Linked DNA regions of Homo sapiens: region 2 is linked to region 1. Evidence: chromatin loops called from intact Hi-C (ENCODE). Cell type or tissue: Caco-2. All regions are shown on one strand. Links, peaks and the distances in the headings refer to the core of each region. The heading gives the core; the rest is flanking DNA.

Region 1 (11,747 bases), core at 3,748-11,747:
CCACTGCAAAATCATGCCAAATTGTAAAGACCGTCAAGGCTAGGAAGAAACTGCATCAACTAACAAGCAAAATAACCAGCTAACATCATAATGATGGGATCAAATTCACACATGACAATATTAACTTTAAATGTAAATGGACTAAATGCTCCAATTAAAAGACACAGACTGGCAAATTGGATAAAGAGTCAAGACCCATCAGTGTGCTGTATTCAGGAAACCCATCTCACGTGCAGAGACACACATAGGCTCAAAATAAAAGGATGGAAGAAGATCTACCAAGCAAATGGAAAACAAAAAAAGGCAGGGGTTGCAATCCTAGTCTCTGATAAAACAGACTTTAAACCAACAAAGATCAAAAGAGACAAAGAAGGCCATTACATAATGGTAAAGGGATCAATTCAACAAGAAGAGCTAACTATCCTAAATATATATGCACCCAATACAGGAGCACCCAGATTCATAAAGCAAGTACTGAGTGACCTACAAAGAGACTTAGACTCCCACACAATAATAATGGGAGACTTTAACACCCCACTGTCAACATTAGACAGATCAATGAGACAGAAAGTTAACAAGGATACCCAGGAATTGAACTCAACTCTGCACCAAGCAGACCTAATAGACATCTACAGAACTCTCCACCCCAAATCAACAGAATAAACATTTTTTTCAGCACCACACCACAACTATTCCAAAATTGACCACATAGTTGGAAGTAAAGCTCTCCTCAGCAAATGTAAAAGAACAGAAATGATAACAAACTGTCTCTCAGACCACAGTGCAATCAAACTAGAACTCAGGATCAAAAAACTCACTCAAAAACCACTCAACTACATGGAAACTGAACAACCTGCTCCTGAATGACTACTGGGTACATAACGAAATGAAGGCAGAAATAAAGATGTTCTTTGAAACCAACGAGAACAAAGACACAACATACCAGAATCTCTGGGACACATTCAAAGCAGTGTGTAGAGGGAAATTTATAGCACTAAATGCCCTCAAGAGAAAGCAGGAAAGATCCAAAATTGACACCCTAATATCACAATTAAAATAACTAGAAAAGCAAGAGCAAACACATTCAAAAGCTAGCAGAAGGCAAGAAATAACTAAAATCAGAGCAGAACTGAAGGAAATAGAGACACAAAAAACCCTTCAAAAAATTAATGAATCCAGGAGCTGGTTTTTTGAAAGGATCAACAAAATTGATAGACTGCTAGCAAGATTAATAAAGAAGAAAAGGGAGAAGAATCAAATAGATGCAATAAAAAATGATAAAGGGGATATCACCGCCGATCCCACAGAAATACAAACTTCCATCAGAGAATACTACAAACACCTCTACGTAAATAAACTAGAAAATCTAGAAGAAATGGATACATTCCTCGACACATACACCCTCCCAAGACTAATCCAGGAAGAAGTTGAATCTCTGAATAGACCAATAACAGGCTCTGAAATTGTGGCAATAATCAATAGCTTACCAACCAAAAAGAGTCCAGGACCAGATGGATTCACAGCCGAATTCTACCAGAGGTACAAGGAGGAACTGGTACCATTCCATCTGAAACTATTCCAATCAATAGAAAAAGAGGGAATCCTCCCTAACTCATTTTATGAGGCCAGCATCATCCTGATACCAAAGCCTGGCAGAGACACAACCAAAAAAGAGAATTTTAGACCGATATCCTTGATGAACATTGATGCAAAAATCCTCAATAAAATACTGGCAAACTGAATCCAGCAGCACATCAAAAAGCTTATCCACCATGATCAAGTGGGCTTCATCCCTGGGATGCAAGGCTGGTTCAATATATGCAAATCAATAAATGTAATCCAGCATATAAACAGAATCAAAGAAAAAAACCATATGATTATCTCAATAGATGCAGAAAAGGCCTTTGACAAAATTCAACAACCCTTCATGCTAAAAACTCTCAATAAATTAGGTATTGATGGTACGTATCTCAGAATAATAAGAGCTATCTATGACAAACCCACAGACAATATCATACTGAATGGGCAAAAACTGGAAGCATTCCCTTTGAAAACTAGCACAAGACAGGGATGCCCTCTCTCACCACTCCTATTCAACATAGTGTTGGAAGTTCTGGCCAGGGCAATTAGGCAGGAGAAGGAAATAAAGTGTATTCAATTAGGAAAAGAGGAAGTCAAATTGTCCCTGTTTGCAGATGACATGATAGTATATCTAGAAAACCCCATTGTCTCAGCCCAAAATCTCCTTAAGCTGATAAGCAACTTCAGCAAAGTCTCAGGATACAAAATCAATGTAGAAAAATCACGAGCATTCTTATACACCAATAACAGACAAACAGAGAGCCAAATCATGACTGAACTCCCATTCACAATTGCTTCAAAGGGAATAAAATACTTAGGAATCCAACTTACAAGGGACGTGAAGGACCTCTTCAAGGAGAACTACAAACCACTGCTCAATGAAATAAAAGAGGATACAAAGAAATGGAAGAACATTCCATGCTCATGGGTAGGAAGAATCAATATCGTGAAAATGGCCATACTGCCCAAGGTAATTTATAGATTCAATGCCTACCCATATCAAGCTACCAATGACGTTCTTCACAGAATTGGAAAAAACTACTTTAAAGTTCACATGGAAACAAAAAAGAGCCCGCATCACCAAGTCAATCCTAAGCCAAAAGAACAAAGCTGGAGGCATCACCCTACCTGACTTCAAACTATACTACAAGGCTACAGTAACCAAAACAGCATGGTACTGCTACCAAAACAGAGATATAGATCAATGGAACAGAACAGAGCCCTCAGAAATAATGCTGCATATCTACAACTATCTGATCTTTGACAAACCTGAGAAAAACAAGCAATGGGGAAAGGATTCCCTATTTAATAAATGGTGCTGGGAAAACTGGCTAGCCATATGTAGAAAGCTGAAACTGGATCCCTTCCTTACACCTTATACAAAAATTAATTTAAGATGGATTAAAGACTTAAACGTTAGACCTAAAACCATAAAAACCCTAGAAGAAAACCTAGGCATTACCATTCAGGACATAGGCATGGGCAAGGACTTCATGTCTAAAACACCAAAAGCAATGGCAACAAAAGCCAAAATTGACAAATGGGGTCTAATTAAACTAAAGAGCTTCTGTACAGCAAAAGAAACTACCATCAGAGTGAACAGACAACCTACAAAATGGGAGAAAGTTTTTGCAACCTACTCATCTGACAAAGGGCTAATATCCAGAATCTACAATGAACTCAAACAAATTTACAAGAAAAAAACAAACAACCCCATCAAAAAGTGGGCAAAGGATATGAACAGACACTTCTCAAAAGAAGACATTTATGCAGCCAAAAAACACATGAAAAAATGCTCACCATCACTGGCCATCAGAGAAATGGAAATCAAAACCACAATGAGATACCATCTCACACCAGTTAGAATGGCAATCATTAAAAAGTCAGGAAACAACAGGTGCTGGAGAGGATGTGGAGAAATAGGAACACTTTTACACTGTTGGTGGGACTGTATACTAGTTCAACCATTATGGAAGTCAGTGTGGCGATTACTCAGGCATCTAGAACTAGAAATACCATTTGACCCAGCCATCCCATTACTGGGTATATACCCAAAGGACTATAAATCATGCTGGTATAAAGACATATGCACACGTATGTTTGTTGCAGCACTATTCACAATAGCAAAGACTTGGAACCAACCCAAATGTCCAACAATGATAGACTGGATTAAGAAAATGTGGCACGTATACACCATGGAATACTATGCAGCCATAAAAAATGATGAGTTCATGTCCCTTGTAGGGACATGGATGAGATTGGAAATCATCATTCTCAGTAAACTATCGCAAGGACAAAAAACCAAACACCGCATGTTCTCACTTATAGGCGGGAATTGAACAATGAGAACACATGGACACAGGAAGGGGAACATCACACTCTGGGGCCTGTTGTGGGGTGGGGGAAGGGGGGTGGGATAGCATTAGGAGATATACCTAATGCTAAATGACGAGTTAATGGTGCAGCACACCAGCATGGCACATGTATACATATGTAACTAACCTGCACATTGTGCACATGTACCCTAAAACTTAAAGTATAAAAAAAAAAAAAAAGAACCATACCATCCTGTTTGGGAACGATGTGTATAACTTCAGTGTTGGCTGGCATCATCAGCCTATGCATACACATGGGGGCATATTTATAGTTGCACCCACATTTTGATGGCTTTGAACTCTACATTGACCCATGTGTGAACTTAGCTATCTCTTAGAGCTTATCTATTCTAGTTAGGGTCTCATTAGGACCTAGAGAGATGGCATGTGTAGACTGAAAAATTAATAAAGAAATTATTTCTAAGAGGTGTGGCCAAGGTTCAGGAAGAGCAAGAAGGGATGGTGCAGTGTATGCAAGCTAGGAACAGTAGGACCTGTTACCACCCTTAGGCCTGAAGAAATAAAGAGAGGAGGGGCACTAGAACCTGCAGAGAGAGTGAGAGAATGAGAGTGAGGGTGCTATATGGAAAGGCCCCTCTGTCAGAAGCTGAGATCTAGTAGGGATGGAAGTGGGGGAAAATACTCTTATCACATCTTGTCTCTCTGCCCCTTCCTCTGGGTTCCTGGTTGTGGCCTCCATTTGTGAAACACTTGTGGGCAATAAGTGCATTGGTGCAGCCCACACAGGTCACCTTCCAAGGGCACACAGCAGGGTGGAGAAGGGTAGAGAGTAGGTCTGGAGGGTTAAATGAAAGGTATCCAGCATGCTAATTTCAGAGTTTCTTAGATGATGCTCATTTTGTCCTTCCTCTTCTATTCTGGCTTCCTTTGTTTAATATCCATAGCCTGTGAACCCTTCTAAAGACTCTTCACAATTGACACCATTCCTGGGGCCACTAATGCAAAGTCCAAAGTGCCTATCAATAGTGTTCTCCTACCACAGGGTTCCTGTGTTAGTCTGGGTCCTCTGAGAAGCAGATGCTGAAACAGGATGAAACGTGCAAGGATTTTATTAAGGTGGTGCCTGTGAGAAAAGATGGGTTGGAACTGGAGAACACTGGGCAAGCTGCCAGTCTGACCACAGTGAAAGAGAGGGGGTGGAAGCATCCTAGGTTGCCACATACTCTAGGAAGGTTCAGCAAGGTCATCAGGCAGGCTTTAAGGCAAAGTTGCTGTTGGAGGAGTCCTGTGTCTCCTCTGGATGGACCTGTCTTACTATCCTTCCACACTCAGTCCTTGGCTGGGAGCAGCATGTAGAAGCGTGGCCTTGGTCCAAATGCAGTGATGAATTTTATGGCAAAGAAACTAGGCCCTTGATCTTTTATGCTTCTTGTAATTGGAGATCTGCAAGGTGCATTCTCATGGGCCCCCACAGTTTTCCAGGAATTCAGAGCAGTGTTAGAATCCAAGAGAAAGGGGTCAGAGATTAACCCTCTCTCCTGACCTCCCTGAGTTTGCATCATAGGCCTGAGTAACAATTTTTGTGCTGAGAATTTTATAAGCACTCATAGGAATTACTTCTTGTAGAGTGTTGTCAATGTCTGTGGTGGGCATGGCTACCCTCCTTGGAATAGCAGAGAAATGGTGCTCAGCCTGCCTCCTGAGAAGCATTTTCAGAGACTTGAGCTCAAGGCTTTAGAATTTCTATGTGAAAGAGGCTTTGGAGTGTAAGGGGCTTATATTCCATGGACATATCCCAATGACAGGAATACTGGAGGCTCCCCAAAGCTTCATGTGGTATAGCCACTTTCTCTAGAGTTCTACAACATTTCCTTTTAGGCCTCAAGGCAAGAAATGATTCATTGTCCTTTATTTCTTTTACAATAGAGCTTGATTGTCCACCACGAAATACCTATAACACAGAGCACAGAAACCAAAGTCCTGGGTGTCATTAGGATTCTTTTAGTCCATAGTAGAGAGGTGGCTGTCTCCTCATAAGAAAATTGGGGTGATTTTAGGATGCGGCCTTGATAGCTAGGCTGCCAAAAATACTTATAAATATTTATTATAGGCCTTTTAGCCAAGGATAGATGTGGGGCTAATTTATGGAAACCTCTTGTTGAAATAACAAGAAATAAAACATAAGTCTTAGGAAACTTATCAGGAGACTCTACAATATAATAAAATAATCTGATTATATTTCTGTCTCCTCTGCCAGATGGTAAGCAGTTTGAAGGCAGAAACTGTGTCATACTCTTTAAAAATATAACTTTGAATTATCTAAGTGATTCATATCATTTTTATAAAAATAAAAGTTACTAATAATGTTGAAATCTCCTTTACCCCCAAACTAGTCTTCCCCCTCCTTCCCATTACCCACATGCCAGGCACACAAATGTGGTTCAAATGATGCTTGTTGACCTGCATGGAAGAGATCCAGAGTGGAAACTGAGAGAGGTTCAGCAGGCAGGCAGGGTGGTGGGGTGACTGACCCCCTACCTGCCCCAATCTGGCCAAGCACCCTCTCTCTACACCACTAGCTTCAGGGCTACAAAAATTTTTCAGCTTGTCACGGGTTGCCAAACTGTGATATACAGCAGAGTTGATGTAAACTTCCACACTTTCTAGAGGATAGTTTTACTACTGTCATCAGAGTTGTGGTCGTATTTCCATGGCTTTAATCTGGTTTTGCTGGAGATGCTTCTCCAGGTCTACTGCTGGTCCTTGAAGGTGGAGACTCAGGGCTATCAAATTTTACCAAAATGACTTCTCCCTCAAAGGAAAGGGAGAGGATAGAAGATAAGGACGTCTTCTGGTCAGGTATCGCCAGACGTAGACAAACATGATCAGGAATTGGGGGATGTGAATCAGAATGGGCAGTGGGACAGGAACAGAGAAGTCAGACATGGACCAAGTAAGAAGGTGTTGTTGACCTTCCTAGGCCCACCAGTTCAACCGATGACTGAGGCCCATGGTCTGGGTACGACTGGAGGGTGATGAGTACAAGTCAAGGACCTCCTCTTGGTTAAAAAAGCAAGGTCAAGAGGGAGGATGAGGAGTAGAAAAATGAAGAGAATCAATCAACCCTTTCTCAGCAAGACTTGGACCAAGTTACTTCCCTTCTGTACTTCTTTAGACCCATACCCCTACAGTGGGTATATGAATAACAGCCCATAACCTGGTATTTACGAGTCACTCTTCGGGATGAAGAGTGAGAGACTGTTCATGAATGGGGATCTGCCCTCTAGTGGTCCTTTCTCTTGAGCCCTCTGTTCAATCGCTGATTTGCTGGCAAATTCTTTCAATGTTGAATGCCTGTTTGTCTCACTGGGTGGACTTTTACTTAAAATTCTTATCTGGGGCACATGCAGTAAGTGGAGAAAAATGTAAGACACTTTTCCTTTGGTCATTACTAACAAGCCCTGAGGAAAAAGCCTGAGTGGCTTATGTTAATCATTAAACTTACCCATGGTCAGGTCTGAACTTTTACTCTGGTACACATTTGGCTGGGACACAAACGAGTTAGGTGAGTTATAGTCTAACGTGAGTGAGTTACCTGCGTGGTGGCTGCAGGCTGAGCTCTAACCAGATAACATGTCCACGGATTCTTGACAGAGAGAAATAAGATCACTTAGAAAGAAAGGATCATTTCTCCCTTGAGTCACAAGGAGACAGAAACAGAAAAAAAAGGTACTGTTTGATCCAGAAAAGTCTCTGCTCTCTGTTTTCTAGGTGTTGTATCTCTTGTTAACGTTCTGGTGAACAAAAGGAAGAAATGGGAGATCTATAGTAGTGCCTTGCAACTTTGTCCCTCGATGTCCCAAAGGAGAAGCTGAGAGGGAAGGGAGGAAGAAGGGAAGAGGGAGTGAGAGCAGAGAGAGGAGAGAGAGAGAGGAGAACAAAAACATGACTAAATAAATGCACACAGCTCTCCTCTGTGGTTGAAAAATTTTAGTTATGAGAAATAAAGAGAGTCTGAGTTTATTTTTAGGAAGAATTAGTGGATAGACTAATAAAAAATTACATTTATAATTGACATGAAAAAGATGCAGTTCCAAATGTAGGGTTTTAAGAAAACCAGTGTGCGAATGTTTATTTCTATTGTTCTGAGCTTGGGAGTAGGCATTAAGAAGAAATGTTAAAATCACGTAGCCAGATTGAAAATAGACTCTCCTGTGCTGAGTATATTTTGTCTGTGTAACAAGCAAGTCAGATCTCATGCTTTTGGACTAAGCAGCAAATACGCTTGGGTACTTTTCCCTATGTGGTAGATGTATTCTGAAAGTTGTATATTTATAAGTTGAATTCTATTTCAAATAGACGTAAAAGTTTGGGAATTTTGCAACGAAAAGGAACACTTGCTGAATCCACTTGAAAATACTAGAATTCCTTTCTTAAATCCAAGTAGCCTCCACACTTACCCTATCTGGTAATGACTCGGGGGCAGGTACATAGATTGTTTGTTTTCCCAACTTTTAGTATAGTGCTTAGCACGTAGTGGGCATACAATAAATGTTTGCAGTGTTGAATTAAATAGAAATGATTATAGATTTCCAGCTGTCTCAATCAGAACATGCCCGTAAGGTGAGTTTATTGCAAAGTTTTTGCAGATTTTTTTTTTGAGGGGGGGAGTATATTGTAGCTTTTATATTTTCAGAAATGATGTAACTACTTCTGCTAATCTCAGTGTTTTCTTAAAAATATAAATTAAATGGCCAGGTGTGGTGGTTCATGCCTGTAATCCCAGCACTTTGGGAGGCTGAGGCAGGGAGATCACTTGAGGCCAGGAGTTCAAGACCAGTCTGGCTATCATGGTGAAAACCTGTCTCTACAAAAAATTCAAAAATTAGCCGGGTGTGGTGGCGCACACCTGTAATCCCAGCTACTCAGGAGGCTGAGGCATAAGAATCACTTGAACCTGGGAGATGGAGGTTGCAGTGAACTGACATCATGCCACTGCACTCCAGCCCAAATGACAGAATGAGACCCTGCCACACACACACACATACACACACACTTTGTGTGTGTGTATGTGTGTGTGTGTATGTAGGTATGTATATATATATTAAATATATTTATATATTTATATGTAATAAACATAAACATAATTAAATATATATTAAACGTGTATTTAGTAGTACATGTGGGTGTTTAATTCTGTAATTTTCAAACTTTCAGAAAATTTCAGAGGCACTATTTTTAAGAGGATTTTGTCGATGCCCTCTGCCATGAGGTGCTGGAGAGCAGCTCAGCACTTTCCTTAGAGCAGGCATGAGAGTGAAAGCTGTTCATCTCAGATTAGGTAAACCCAGATTTAGGGTATTCAAATATGTCTTCATCCACTCCAATGTACTGAGCGCTGTGTGGGACCTTCACACTTTCACACTAGGAAGGCTGTGGAAATAGAAGACTGGTTCCTGGGTCTCTTCAAGGAACGTGCCGTCTGGAAGAAGAGGCCTATGTGTGCCACATTATCTGGTCTAGGCTCTACAGCACGGAAGTTAGAGGTTCAGGGGGAAGGTGGTGAGCACTGGAATGGCGGAGGAAAGAATCAGCTGAGGAGGGGCTCCTGAGCAGCACCACGAAGGTGCGCCAGGATCTCCTGAGGCCACGGAGAGAGTTGAGGGCATCCAGGAAGGGACCAGCAGGGGCCAAGGCAGAGGCTGATGTGTGGAAGGCTTGTCTGAGTGACGGTGAGAACGGCGTGTGGCTGCAGTGTAGGGTTCAAACTGGAGAGCAGCACGAGGGAAAGCTGGACGCCAGCACAGGGCAAAGCAAAACAGACTTCACCCTATCACGAACTAGAATTTTAATTTCTAGAATTCTTTTTAAAACTCAGCTTCTGTTCAATAATGAGTTAATGAAAGAGGTTATTATTTATCCAGCTTAAAATAAGTTGGTGGGACAAGGAGGGCAGAGTGGGGATGATTTTATGCAAGGTTCTCAGATGATCCTTTTCTCCTGAGCTTGGAAAAATGGTGGCTCCATTTGAAGACACTAAGGCCATGTTTATCTCATCTCCTTAATTTCCCAGGTTTCAGAACAGCAAAATAATCGTATGTAAACAAAATGATAATTTTTTTTTGCTTTTTTTGTTTTTATAAAGCACAAAAGCTATGCTGCTCCAATCAAAACTGAAAATGCTTTTAATGTCTGAGCAATCTTAAGAGTATTGATTTAAGTGGACAGAATGACTGCCTGGCTGATCTCTCTGATGAGTATTGAAGTACTACTTTTGGCAGGTCAGTAGAATGTGTTTTGAAGGAATTATAGGTAAGAACACAATAGGTTACCTTGAGAACTATTATTGAAACTTAAAGTAATATTTTGGTTGTATACCATAAATATATGCATTTTTAACTTGCCAATCAAAAAATTGAGTTAAAAATACTGTTTTCAGAGCAGGTGTTAAGGTATTTGCTTTTGGGTTTAAATTATATGTTGAATAATTGTTTTTATTTTCTGTTTAACAGCTGAGGTTATATACTGAAATGTTATGACTATATACTTCAATTTTTAATGGTCAGTGAAGATTATTGTTGTAGTGCAGAGCTTTTAATAATAACTTATAACCTTTCTTTTATAATTCCTTTTGGGCTATGTGATGTAATTCTTTTTAGATTTTGCTGTCGGACTTTCCCAAAGAGATTAACTTGTCATAATCATTAGATTGCTTGTATTATCTCAAATCATCTGTTCAATTTTCTCTGCGAATTTGGTTATCCTCTGTATCTTTTTATGGCCTTTGTTTTGGGGCTTCTTTAGATAGAAGTATCTAATCATCTTTGGAAGATGGTCTAGTCTGGCTGGGGCTGCCATAAATGGTTGTGCTAATGTGACGTGGTTCCCCACCACCTTCAGATGTGAAGTGCATCATGAGAATAACTGTACAGGGAAGTCCTGGGCTAGACACAGTTTCTTCTAAAGAAACTATAAATAATTCTGTCGGTAACACTTTCCTTGTTTATTACCTCACTGAGCAGCTGCATGATTTTTGCTGGCTTCCTTAACTTGGCCTTTCCTTCATCAAGACTTGTCCAGGAACATCTTCAAAGATGGAGGGATAGATTAAGGCCCATGCTTAGCTGGTGATCTATACAGGAGAATCCAATCTAGCCTAGTATATAAATTCTATACTGCCTTTTTTTTTTTTAAACAAAAGGAAATTCCAGCAATGATCCATGCTTCACCCCCTCTCTAAGCAGGCAAGGCAAGAATCTAGATAATTTTGTATTCATTTGGGAAGTCATTCTGATCATGAGGGAAAACTAGTATATTAAGCAGTATATTGAGCAGGAGAATTGAAATAGGAACAGCTTCTATTAGGTTGGTGCAAAAGTAATCGCGGTTTTGCCATTAAAAGGAATGCAAAACAGCAATTGCTTTTGCACCAACCTAATGGAAGTCCTTTTTTCTCTCCAGGACTGGAAATGATTGATGATCTTTACAGGGAAATATGGCCACCTGATTAAAGAGTGGGAAAGAGAGCAGAGAGAGACAGTATGGGTTTGATTAGGACCCAAATATGTCCTTGAGGCTCTTTCCAAAGGAAGTAGAAATTCAGAATTGTCCTGATGAGTGCAGGGTTTTTGAATGTCTAAGATAAGAAGAATTTGTCAAAATTTTCCTTAAAATGGGGCTTCTGATGATGTGTTTCCCACACCAGCAGCACCTGGTTAGAAATGTAGATTCTTGGGCCTGCCCCAGACCTACGGAACCAGAAACTCTGGGGATGTGGTGCAACCACCTGTGCTTAATCAAGCCTTTCTGGTGATTCTGAGGCAGGTTAAA
Region 2 (10,862 bases), core at 2,025-10,024, 75 kb before region 1:
CACTGTTGATGGGCACCTAGGTTGATTCTATGTCTTTGCTATTGTGAATAGTGCTGCAATAAACATATGAGTACATGTACCTTTTTGGTAGAATGATGTATTTTCCTTCGGGTATATACCTAGTAATGGGATTGCTGGGTTGAATGGTAGTTCTGTTTTAAGTTATTTGAAAAATCTCAAAACTGCTTTCCACAGTGGCTGAACTAATTTACATTCCCACCAACAATGTATAAGCATTTTCTTTTCTCTGAAGCCTTGCCAGCATCTGTTGTTTTTGACTTTTTAATATTAATAATAGCCATTCTGACTGTTGTAAGGTGGTATCTCATTGTGGTTTTGATTTGCATTTCTCTGATGATTAGTGATGCTGAGATTTTTTTCATATGTTTATTGGCCATTTGTATGTTTTATTTTGAGAAATGTCTGTTCATGTCTTTTGCCCACCTCTTAATGGGGTTATTTGCTTTTTGCTTATTGATTTAAGTTTCTTACAGAATCTGGATATTGGAACTTGGTCAGATGCATAGTTTACAATACTTTCTCCTGTTCTAAGTTGTCTCTTTCCTCTGTTGATAGTTTTCTTTTGCTATGCAGAAACCCTTCTGTTTGATTAGATCCCACTTGTTAATCCTTGTTTTTGTTTCAACACTTTTGAGGACTTAGTCATAAGTTATTTCCCAAGGTTGATGTTTAGAATGGTATTTCCTAGGTTTTCTTCTAGGATTCTTATAGTTTAAGGTCTCAAATTTAAATCTTTAATCCATCTTGAGTTAATTTTTGTATATGGTGAAAGATAGGGGTTCAGTATTATTATTCTACATATGGCTAGCCAGTTACACCACCACGATTTATTGAATAGGAAGTCCTTTTCCCATTCTTATTTTTGTCAACTTTGTTGAAGATCAGATGGCTGTAGGTGTGCAGCTTTATTTCTGGGTTCTCTGTTCTGAAATAGAAGGTTTAAAACTTCAGCTGCCAAAGTCCAGGCTGTATTTGCACTTAGGAGGGGCTAGGTCCACAGTATCTTCAAAACATAGTCAGATTGTCATATTTTTCTCACCAGGCAGTCCTATAGTGCTAGAAAGGACATTGTCCAAGGTACATTTCTTTGCCTACAGACAAGCTTTGCCATTTCCTGAAACTGTCTTTTTATTAATATGAAAGTACAGCCTGGGCAACATGGTGAGACCCTGCCTCTACAAAGAAAAAACAAAAAACAAAAAAACTCCCCAAATTAGCTAGACATGGTGGTGTGCACCTGTAGTCTCAACTACTCCGGAGGCTGAGGTGGGAGGCTCACTTGAGCCTGGAAGACAGAGGTTGCAGTGAGCTGAGACAGTGTCACTGCACTCTGGCCTGGGCAACCGAGAGAGACCCTGTCTAAAAAAAAAAAAAAAAAAAAGGAAAGAAAGAAAAATTAGAGTGATGTGAAATTGTGCACATGGTGGTGTGGGTTACTTGATAAGTCTTTCTTGTGACTCTAAGAGCACCCAGAAATTGAGGAGAGGAAGCAGTGGGGAAAGGGTAGAATGACAAAAGGGTGTAGAACGGAGTGTCAAAAGGACAAAGGAGAGAAATCTTCCTCCTTTATCGTGTGTTCAGAGAACAGTCTTTGCTATTCTTAAATCCTGGGCTTGTAGCCTTGACTAGAGACCCCAGGATCTGAAGCTACTCTTCCAAATTCAGCTCCAGTTGCAGTCCTGGACATCTGCAGTCACATGCCCATGCTTATTGCCATTGGCTCGGAGTAACACGAAAGCAAGCAACGCTTCTATGCACATTTTGAAAAAGTGGAACCTGTAGAAAAATATTCATATAATAGTAAAATCCACCTATAACTTATCACCTCAAGATAAATGCTACTAATTTTCTGGTGTATTTCCCTCTTTTTATGTCTAATTGTCTTAAGTGGTTGAGATAGTCTGGATATGCAATTTTATGCCTGACATTTTTAAAATTTTAAATTATGGGATATATATTTCCATATACTGTTAAAAATCTTTGTAAAAATCTTTAATGGATACCTAAAATAACTTTGTGTGTCTGCACCATAACTTGTTTAACATTTTCATATTATTGAGTAATTAGACTATTTCTAGTATTCTACTATGATACTGTAATAAACATCTCTGTGCATAAATCTTTGTCTCCACTTTGGATTATTTTCTTAGGACCCTAGTCTGGCCAATATGGTGAAACCTCGTCTCTACTAAAAATACAAAAATTAGCCAGGCATGGTGGCAGGTGCCTGTAGTCCCAGCTACTCGGGAGGCTGAGGCAGGAGAATTGCTTGAATCTGGGAGGTGGAGGTTGCAGTGACCCAAGATGCGCCACTGCACTCCAGCCTGGGCAACAGTGAGATTTCTGTCTCAAAACAACAAACAAACAGACAAACAAACAAAATCCCTAAAAGTGAAATGTATAGGGTATGAACATTTTTGGGAGCTGTGTTACATATTGTCACATTGCTTTCTGAACACCTGGTTTCTAATTTATACTCCTACTAGCTGACAAAGACAGCACAGTTTCTAGTATACGTATTATTTAATTATTGAAGGAAAGGAATGATAACTATCTGTTTCATTGAACCCTTCCTGGCATTGTTATTATTAAAATCAATCTAAATGAAGCTGGGCACAGTGGCTTATGCCTATAATCCCAGTGCTTTGGGAAGCTGAGCTGGGAGGTTTGCTTGAGGTCAGGAGTTCAAGACCAGCATGGGCAATATAGAGAGACCCCATTTCTACAAAAAAATAAAAAATTTAGCTGGGTGTGGTGGTGTGCACCTGTAGTCTAGCTACTCAGGGGGCTGAGGCGGAAGGATCCCTTGAACCCAGGGGTGAGTTTTGATCACACCACTGCACTCCAGCCTGGATGACAGAGCAAGACTTTGTCTCTAAAATATAAAAAATAAAAATAGAATTATAAAAGCCAATTGAAATTAGAAAAAAACAACATTGACATCAATAAAGGCAAAAATCTCATTAATTGATACACAGCGAATTGTGTTTAGCTGTTTAATTTGCAGTTCTTTGGAGGCTGGTTAGTTGGGCAATTTTTCTTGTTTATTAGCTCTTGGTTATTCCTCTTCTGTGAATTATCAGCAATTTTTCTGGGTCTGGAAACGTATGGAAGGAATTGCTTCTCTGCTGACACCTGGGACTACCTGGAGGGAGGCTAACATTTGTAAGGGGAGGACCCTGTACTTGGGAGACTGGCTCAGGTCCCCAGTAGAATCTTCTATTAGCTGTGACTAAAGAAAGTCTCTAAAATGGGCTTAACTATGAATGGATATCTGAGAATCTCCAAACTCCATTGGAATCTCCAGTGATAATTAACAAACCTTTGGGAAGTAGTGTTACTACTTGCCAGGCATTTTCTAACTGACCCATTGGTGTTCTGTATTGACCCACTAACTTTTTCCAACTACCTTGGAGGTAGATACTATTAGTATCATCCCTATATTTCAGGTGAGAAGAACAAAGAGTAGAATGCCTAAAACAGTGTGGCCAAAATCTCATCACTAGCAGGCTGCACATTTGGACTTTGAACCCAACCATCTGCACGTGGATTCCAATTTCTTCACTACTCAACCACATTGGCTTACCATGCATGTCAGAAACACTATCCAGACAGCATGGGTGACCCTATTCTAAGCTCTCTTCACACTCGGTGTTTCTTCTTCCTACTTTGTACCACACTAAGTAATTATCTGTCCAGCCCTTTCTTACATGTCTCTTCTCCTGCTGGAATTTAGGCTCCCTGAAGGTAGGCAATATTTCAATCTTGCTCCCATGCTCTCCCCAGCATCAATCTTGTGCCTTGTGAACAGTGTATGCACACTATTTGCTCAGTGGTTGAAGAAGTGCTCTTGAGATTAGTGTCATCTTTTCAGTGGGTATTGGCTGGAGGCCAGGTCCATATCTGTGCTTGGTCAGATAATGGGATGTGGGTGGGGAGGGTGTGTGTGAACAACCAAGTGGATCGGCTGTAGATGATGAGTTAGTGTGCAGAACTTGTCTCTCCCAGAGAGTGAAGGCTCTGTGCTGGTCCTCCCACAGTCTGTCCACCCTCTTCCTCCTTGTCACAAAGGGCAAAGCCTTGATTTTGTCTTGCTGAATCTGTGAGCATGGACTGACTTTTCAATAACCTGGAAGAGAATGGACCCTGGTAGCTTGGTTTAATCATGAAACTTACAATATCAATGCATCTTAGGAAGTATCTTAGCCCACCCTGGGTGAGGAAGCAGGTGTAAGGAAATTAAACAACTTAGTCAAGGCTAAGTTAGTTTATGACCGGGTGAGCTTCCTGCTATCCTACTCCCTAGCCAGTTATCTTTTATCTGCTGCACATGGATTTCACCTTTGAGCTAAGAAATCTTGAGCCAATTTTTGTGTCTTGTTCTAGTTCAAGCTCAAGCAACTTATGTATTCAAAGCACAAAGGCATAGCACCAAGGAGTGTATGTGAGGGGCCAAATCTTCTGTTTCAGGCTCTTTCCTGATAAGGTGACTCTCTGAATGTAGTTCCTTTAGAACAGCACTAAGTAATAGAGATATAATGAGAGACATATATATTATTTCAAATTTTTAAAAAAGTGAAAAGAAACAGGTGAAATTAATTTTAACAATATATCTTATTTAACCAAATTTATCTAAAATGCTATCATTTCGGCATACAATAACATAAAAATCATTCATAAGACAGTAGAAAAGACAACATATGCCAACACATGCATTAAACATGAATTATGTGATGCAATGGTGATGCAATCCCTGGATCATTCTCAGACCTGGGGACTTCAGAGAGAGAACACTGGTTCTTGGGTGCTGTTTGATAGAACTAAAGATCTGTTTATTAGTTGGTCCTTATGCGACAGGTGTCCTGCCCTGTATCTGCAGGGAATGAATGTCCTACAGAGACAGAAAAGAATATGAACAAACAGGCCTTGTTGAGCTCCCCTTGTTTATTACCATTACATCCTACTCCTTTTTGTCCAATCACATTTCTCCACAACCATCCAGTTCTTTCATCAGACTTAACATAAACATCCACAATTTTCCCTGGGTCTTTGGGTCTTCATTTCTTAAGACTCATGTAAAACTTTGTTAAATTTGTTATACATTTCTTTTTTTAATGTGTCTTTTTTTATAGGGATGTCAGCCATGACCCTTGTGGGACTGAGAAAAGAATATTACTTTTTCTCCCCTACGGAGTTATAGTGAGGAAAGGAAATTGACTCTTTAAGAGGGCTTTACAAAGGTTGTAAAGGGTGCTTTTATTTTAAAGGAGGAAGCATTAGTCAAGTCATACCTGAGCTGTCTTTCCTATTATCAACTGCTGTCATCTGGTGGCAAATTTGAGGAATGGCAGAAATCTTCTGCATTGAACAGTAATGTTCTCTTGATATTTGGCAAAATGGATTCCGACTGTGTTTGCCTCTAGCATATGATCAAATTAAGATTCATATGATTAAGTTTCTTGACAGAACTAGGATTTATAATAAACTAATGCCTTAGGTCATCTTTCTTCAGGTAATAACAATAATAACCAATATTTATTGAAACTGTACTAAAGCCCAGGATCTGTTGTAAGTGCTTCACATGGATTATCTTATTTAGTATTTATGAAACTTCTATGAAGTGGATATCATTATTATCTTCTTTTTATACCATTGAGGCATTGACAGGTTGAGTAACTTGCACAGATCACACCACTGATAAATGGTAGAGTCAGAATTGTAACTCCAAGAGATCTGATTCCTGTGCCTGTGCTCTTAACCACTGCTTTACAATGAACAACTAAGCTAAGATGGCCAACAAGGAGAATAAACTAGAAGTGGGAGATTTGGTTTTGAGTTTTAGCTCTAATGCTACCTAGTTAATAATACTTTCTTGTTTCAAGAGAGACTTACGTTAGTCTGGCCTTGGTCATATTCCCCTTCTCTGGGTCCCATTTTCTCTTATATAAAATGATGGGATTGGACAGGATCATTGTTCTTAAAGCCTGGCCTTATGATGAGCTAGAGGTTCAACATACATGAGAGAAGGATGAGAAGGAAGTAGGTGTTTGGCTGGTGCAGTTGAAAATCCAATCAATACAACCTCCTTCACTTCTTTTGCATGACAGTCTTCTAACTAAGGTTTTGGTTCCACAAACATTGTAATGGCTGAAAGAGAATCTAGAAACAATAGGGCCAAACTCTTTGTGGGACTGTCAGAAACACCAGGTGGACAGAATATGCTTAAGCAACAGTAGGTGGAGAGAGTCACTAAGACAGTGTTCCACTGATATTCAGGAGAGAAGCAGTACAAACTCCATTTTATTTAAATGCCTCCAGCCTTACAGTTTGAAATACAGTTGTTTCTATGGCATATTCATAATATGCATTTATAATTTGCTTAAAATATTGTGAAGACCTTTGTCTATGGAAAGTACCTAAAAGGAAAGTGGATTAGTCAATTTTCACACTGCTATAAAGAACTACCTGAGACTGAGTAATTTATAAAGAAAAGAGGTTTGATTGACTCATAGTTCCTCAAGGTTAGGGAGACCTCAGGAAACTCAGAGTCACAGCAGAAGGGTAAGGGGGAAGTAAGGCATGTCTTACGTGGCAGCAGGAGAGAAAGAGAGAATGAAGGGGGAAGTGCTACACCTTTAAACCATCGGATCTCTTGAGAACTCACTATCACAAGAACAGCATGGGGGAAACTGCCCTCATAATCCAATCACCTCCCACCAGATCCCTCCCTCAACATGCAGGGATTACAATTCGAGATCAGATTTGGGTGGGGACGCAGAGCTAAACCATATCATTCTGCCCCAGCCCCTCCCTAATCTCATGTCTTTCTCACATTTCAAAATCAATCTTGCCTTCCCAATAGTTGCCCAAAATCTTAACTAATTCCAGCATTAACCTAAAAGTCCGAGTCCAAAGTCTCATTTGAGACAAGGGAAGTCCCTTCCACCTATGAGTCTGTAAAATCAAAAGCAAGTTAGTTACTTCCAAGGTGTTATAAAATGGGGTTATAGGCATTGGCTAAATGCTCCCATCCCAAATGGGAAAAATTGGCCAAAACAAAGGGGCTACAGGCCCTATGCAAGTCCAAAAGCCATCAGGGCAGTCATTAAATCTTAAAGCTCCAAAATAATCTCCTTTGACTCCAAGTCTCACATCCAGGTCACACTGATCCAAGGGGTGGGCTCCCGAGGCCTTGGGCAGTTTCACCCCTATGGCTTTGCAGGGTACAGGCTCCGTGGCTAATTTCCCAGGCTGGCATTGAGTGTCTGCAGCTTTTCCAGGTGCATGGTGCAAGCTGTCAGTGGATCTACCATTCTGGCATCCAGAGGACAGTTACCCTCTTCTCACAGCTCCACTAGGCAGTGCCCCAGTGGGGACTCTGTGTGGGGGATCCAATCCCACATTTCCCCTCTTCATTGCCCTAGTAGAGGCTCTCCATGAGGGCTTTGCCCCTGTAGCAGACTTCTGCCTGGACATCCAGGCGTTTCCATACATCCTCTGATGTTTTTAAACTTACCCAAATGATATTGCTATAAGGGCAATCCAAGTTGCTCCATGAACACCTTGACCATTGTTTCTGACCCCATGGTGTGTATGCTGTGCATTTCAGCCAGCCCCTCTTTCAGGGATGGATTTCAGTTTGCTGCCAACTCCCCCTCTGCTTCTACTACAAATAAATATCCTTGTACATGCCACTTATGGTCTCGATAGGAACTTACTTAAGCTATATACATGGGAGTAGAAATTCTGAGTCACAAAGTCTGGTCATATCTACTCTAGGGAGATGTGTCAGAGCTCTCTTCGGTCTTTCTTCCCTCCAGAAGTACGTGATAGTTCTTATAGCCAGCTCTAGATGTTATGCAAATCTACTAGTCAAGTTATATCTCACTGTTGTTTTCATCAGTATTTCTCTGATTATAACTAACTTTGAACATTTCTTTTTAGGCTTGTTAGCTTTTTGGATTTCTTCATTTTATTGGTGGGATTTACTTGTATATTATAAATATTAGTTGTTTAGACTTACAGTACCTGTTTTATACTTTGAAAAGATCTCTGAATCAATAGTCTATTTGTTGGTGTTTGCATGGGTATTCCTTATTGAACAGAAATTCATAATTTTGATATAATAAAACTCATCCGTATTTTTGTTTCATGGTTGGAGATTTTAAAAAGTGCTTCTTCACTAGGCATCAAGGGTGTCCTTTTACATTTTCTTCTATTAACTTTAAAGCTTTACTTTTCACATTTAACTGTACTCCACCTGGAGTTTACCTTTGTATGTGATGTTAGATGGAAATCTGGTTTCATTGCTTTCCATAAAATGAGCCAATTTTCTCTACACCATCTTCATAATACTGCATTTTTTTCTGCATTGATTTATGGGACTATTAAAAAATCTTATGTTAAGTTTTTCTGTGTATATGGAACTGTCCCTAGTCTGTCTAATATTTTTCATTATTGTTCTGTTTTGTATTAATACTGCACTAAACTATGGTTTTATTGTAGGTTTTAGTATCTATTAGGGCAAGATACCTATCTTGTTTTATAGGTTGACTTAACCAGCTTTTGACATTTATTATTTCATTAATTTCTGACTAAATGTAATTGGTCTGTTAAAAAAAGTAACTCAAATATAATTTCATTTGGGATTACATTAAATATACAGGTTAATGGGAAGAATTGTCTGCTATATGATATCAACCATCCAGTCCAAAGAATGCCTCTCCATGTATTCAGATCATTCTCTGTGTCCCTTATTGGGTTTAAAAGTTTTCTTTAAAGAGAACTTCTCAATTAAAATACTGCATAGTTTTGGTACAACTCCAAATGGTATCTAATTTTCAAAACGTATTTTGCAGTTGGTTATTGCTGATGTTAAAGAAATGCTATTGCTTTTTTTAATGCCCAATCTTGTATCCATCCACTGTGCTGAATTCTCTTTTTGATTTTTTTATTTTCTAATAGATTATCTGTTGATTCTGTTGGTATTTATTTGTGGGATAATCATACCATCTACAAACAATGGTAGTTTTATATCTTCCTTTCCAATGTTTAAACCTCTTTTCTCCTTTTCTCCCCTACCCAATACTGTTTGAGACTTCTAATTCCATGTTTGAAACAGTAGTGGGTGTGTGTGTGTTGGGGGGGATTATTTACGTTGTTCCTGATCTTAAAGAAAATGCATCAAAGTTTCTCTATGAAGTGTTGTTTGCTCCTAATTTCTGGTGTATAACTTTTACCAACTTGAAATATCAACTTAGTTTGTTAAGAGTTGTTTTAAAAGTTATAAATAGTTGATGAAATTTATCAGATGCCTTTTCTGCACCTATTGAAATAATGAGATGATTTTGCTCTTTTAATCTATTGGTGTGGTAGATTAACAGATTTTAAAAATGAACTATTGTATTTCTTGAGGGAGGAAGTCTTCTTGATCATGATATGTTATTATCTATTACTCTTTGGATTTGATCAGCAAGTATTCTACCCAGGGTGATCACATTCATATTCAAAACTACGAATGAGAGAAAAATCTTCTTGTTTGTATAGTTTGTAAATGGTTTCAGAATGAAGATTACACTAGTCTCCTAAAATGGATTGGGTAGCGTTTTCTCTTTTTCTATTTTCTGGACAATCTTTAAAGTGAGTATTAACTCTGTTTTGGTAGCTTTCACCTGTAGAGGGCTCTTGGTAGTTTTAGATTACCATTTATGTTCATTCAATATTCTTGTTTTATTATTATATTTATAACAAATACATTTATAAGAAAAACATATTAATAAGAAGAATATGGTCCTTGGAAATTTTTATGATCATTTGGCCTGCTGGCTACTAGTGCATTCTCTTGTTTCTTTTCTTGGCCATCCATTGAGGCATTTTTTTGGGGTACATTTAGCACCATTTTGTAATTTTTTTAAAAATAAAAACAACCCTAAGAAGTAGTCCCTTTTTGATAAACCTTTGAAGTAAATAATTTCACTGATGACAACACATGTTTTAGTAGCACTGATATGTTAGTATGAGGTGAATGGTGAGTTTTGTCACTTGGATTCCAGTGAGGGAACTGACCCATGAGACAAAAGCTCAAACTCTGATGGGCCCTGACTCTTTGAAGAAGTGTTTTTCAGCATGTCTCTATCTAACAACCAACCAAATATAGATGATTCAGTAAGCAATATCATAAAGACTGAAATGGTAAGCTACTTAGTTGGTTGAACATTTTTGTATTTCCTCCTTGCCTTGGCTGCCAGGAAGCTCATGGCTAGGTTTAATGCCTGACAGCAGTGACCATCTTTTCCCAAGTTCTGGGTTCTTCTCTCATGTACTTATTTCAGACCATACTCTGACTCTCTGTTATTAAGAGCTCTAAAATCTTTGAGACTATCTAAATCTCAAGTACCTGATTGTAGCATTTGATTTTGCCAGCTCATCATCTTCAACATGGAGATAAAGACAGCCATCTGCTAGGTTTTTATCAGGATTAAATGAAATGGTGAATGAAATGAGAACCTTAAAGCTGAGAGGCAGATGCAGGGCAGCGTGTTGGGACTCACTCACTTCCTAAATGACTCACTTCTACACAACAGCCTCAGAGGGAGCACAGATTTCTGTTTTAGTTAAATTATAAATGACTACGTCATGGGCTTTTGGAGTCACTGATGAAGAGTCAAAACTGTAATACCAAGTGTCTACAGTCTGTGTTCTTTGGGGGAAGTAGGAGTGGCATAAATGATGACCAACACATGCTGGGTGAGTTCCGTGGAAATAGGGTGCTCTACACAGGCTCCAGCTCATGGTCATGTCAGCTCTCCCGGATGCTCTTGGCTTTTTCCTAGTCTGGTTTT

What was found. Hi-C counts contacts between places; a loop is a spot of excess contacts. Peaks named below come from ENCODE experiments on the same cell type or tissue, not always from the same donor. Only the 100,000 strongest peaks of a DNase experiment are listed, where the experiment ranks them.
Region 2: it touches region 1 in a loop (4-fold over the local background); 4 of 110 quality-filtered maps call a loop at or near these places.

Annotation. Positions count from the first base shown.
Region 1 is chr6:52,083,333-52,095,079 of GRCh38, reverse strand. It overlaps PKHD1 (PKHD1 ciliary IPT domain containing fibrocystin/polyductin), which reads left to right and starts at 7,467. Exons shown (of 67, transcript NM_138694.4): 1 at 7,467-7,646; 2 at 10,063-10,198. The coding sequence starts at 10,147. In Caco-2, for the core only: CTCF peaks have their summits at 7,030 and 7,232 (motif pointing left); a DNase peak (open chromatin) is centred at 7,469; H3K4me3 peaks cover 1,056 bases.
Region 2 is chr6:52,157,610-52,168,471 of GRCh38, reverse strand. No RefSeq gene overlaps it. Among named protein-coding and RNA genes, the nearest start is that of LINCMD1, 12 kb to the right of the region's middle. RefSeq lists silencers at 3,844-4,044, 5,269-5,358. In Caco-2, for the core only: a CTCF peak has its summit at 5,322 (motif pointing left); no DNase peak of the experiment used is centred there.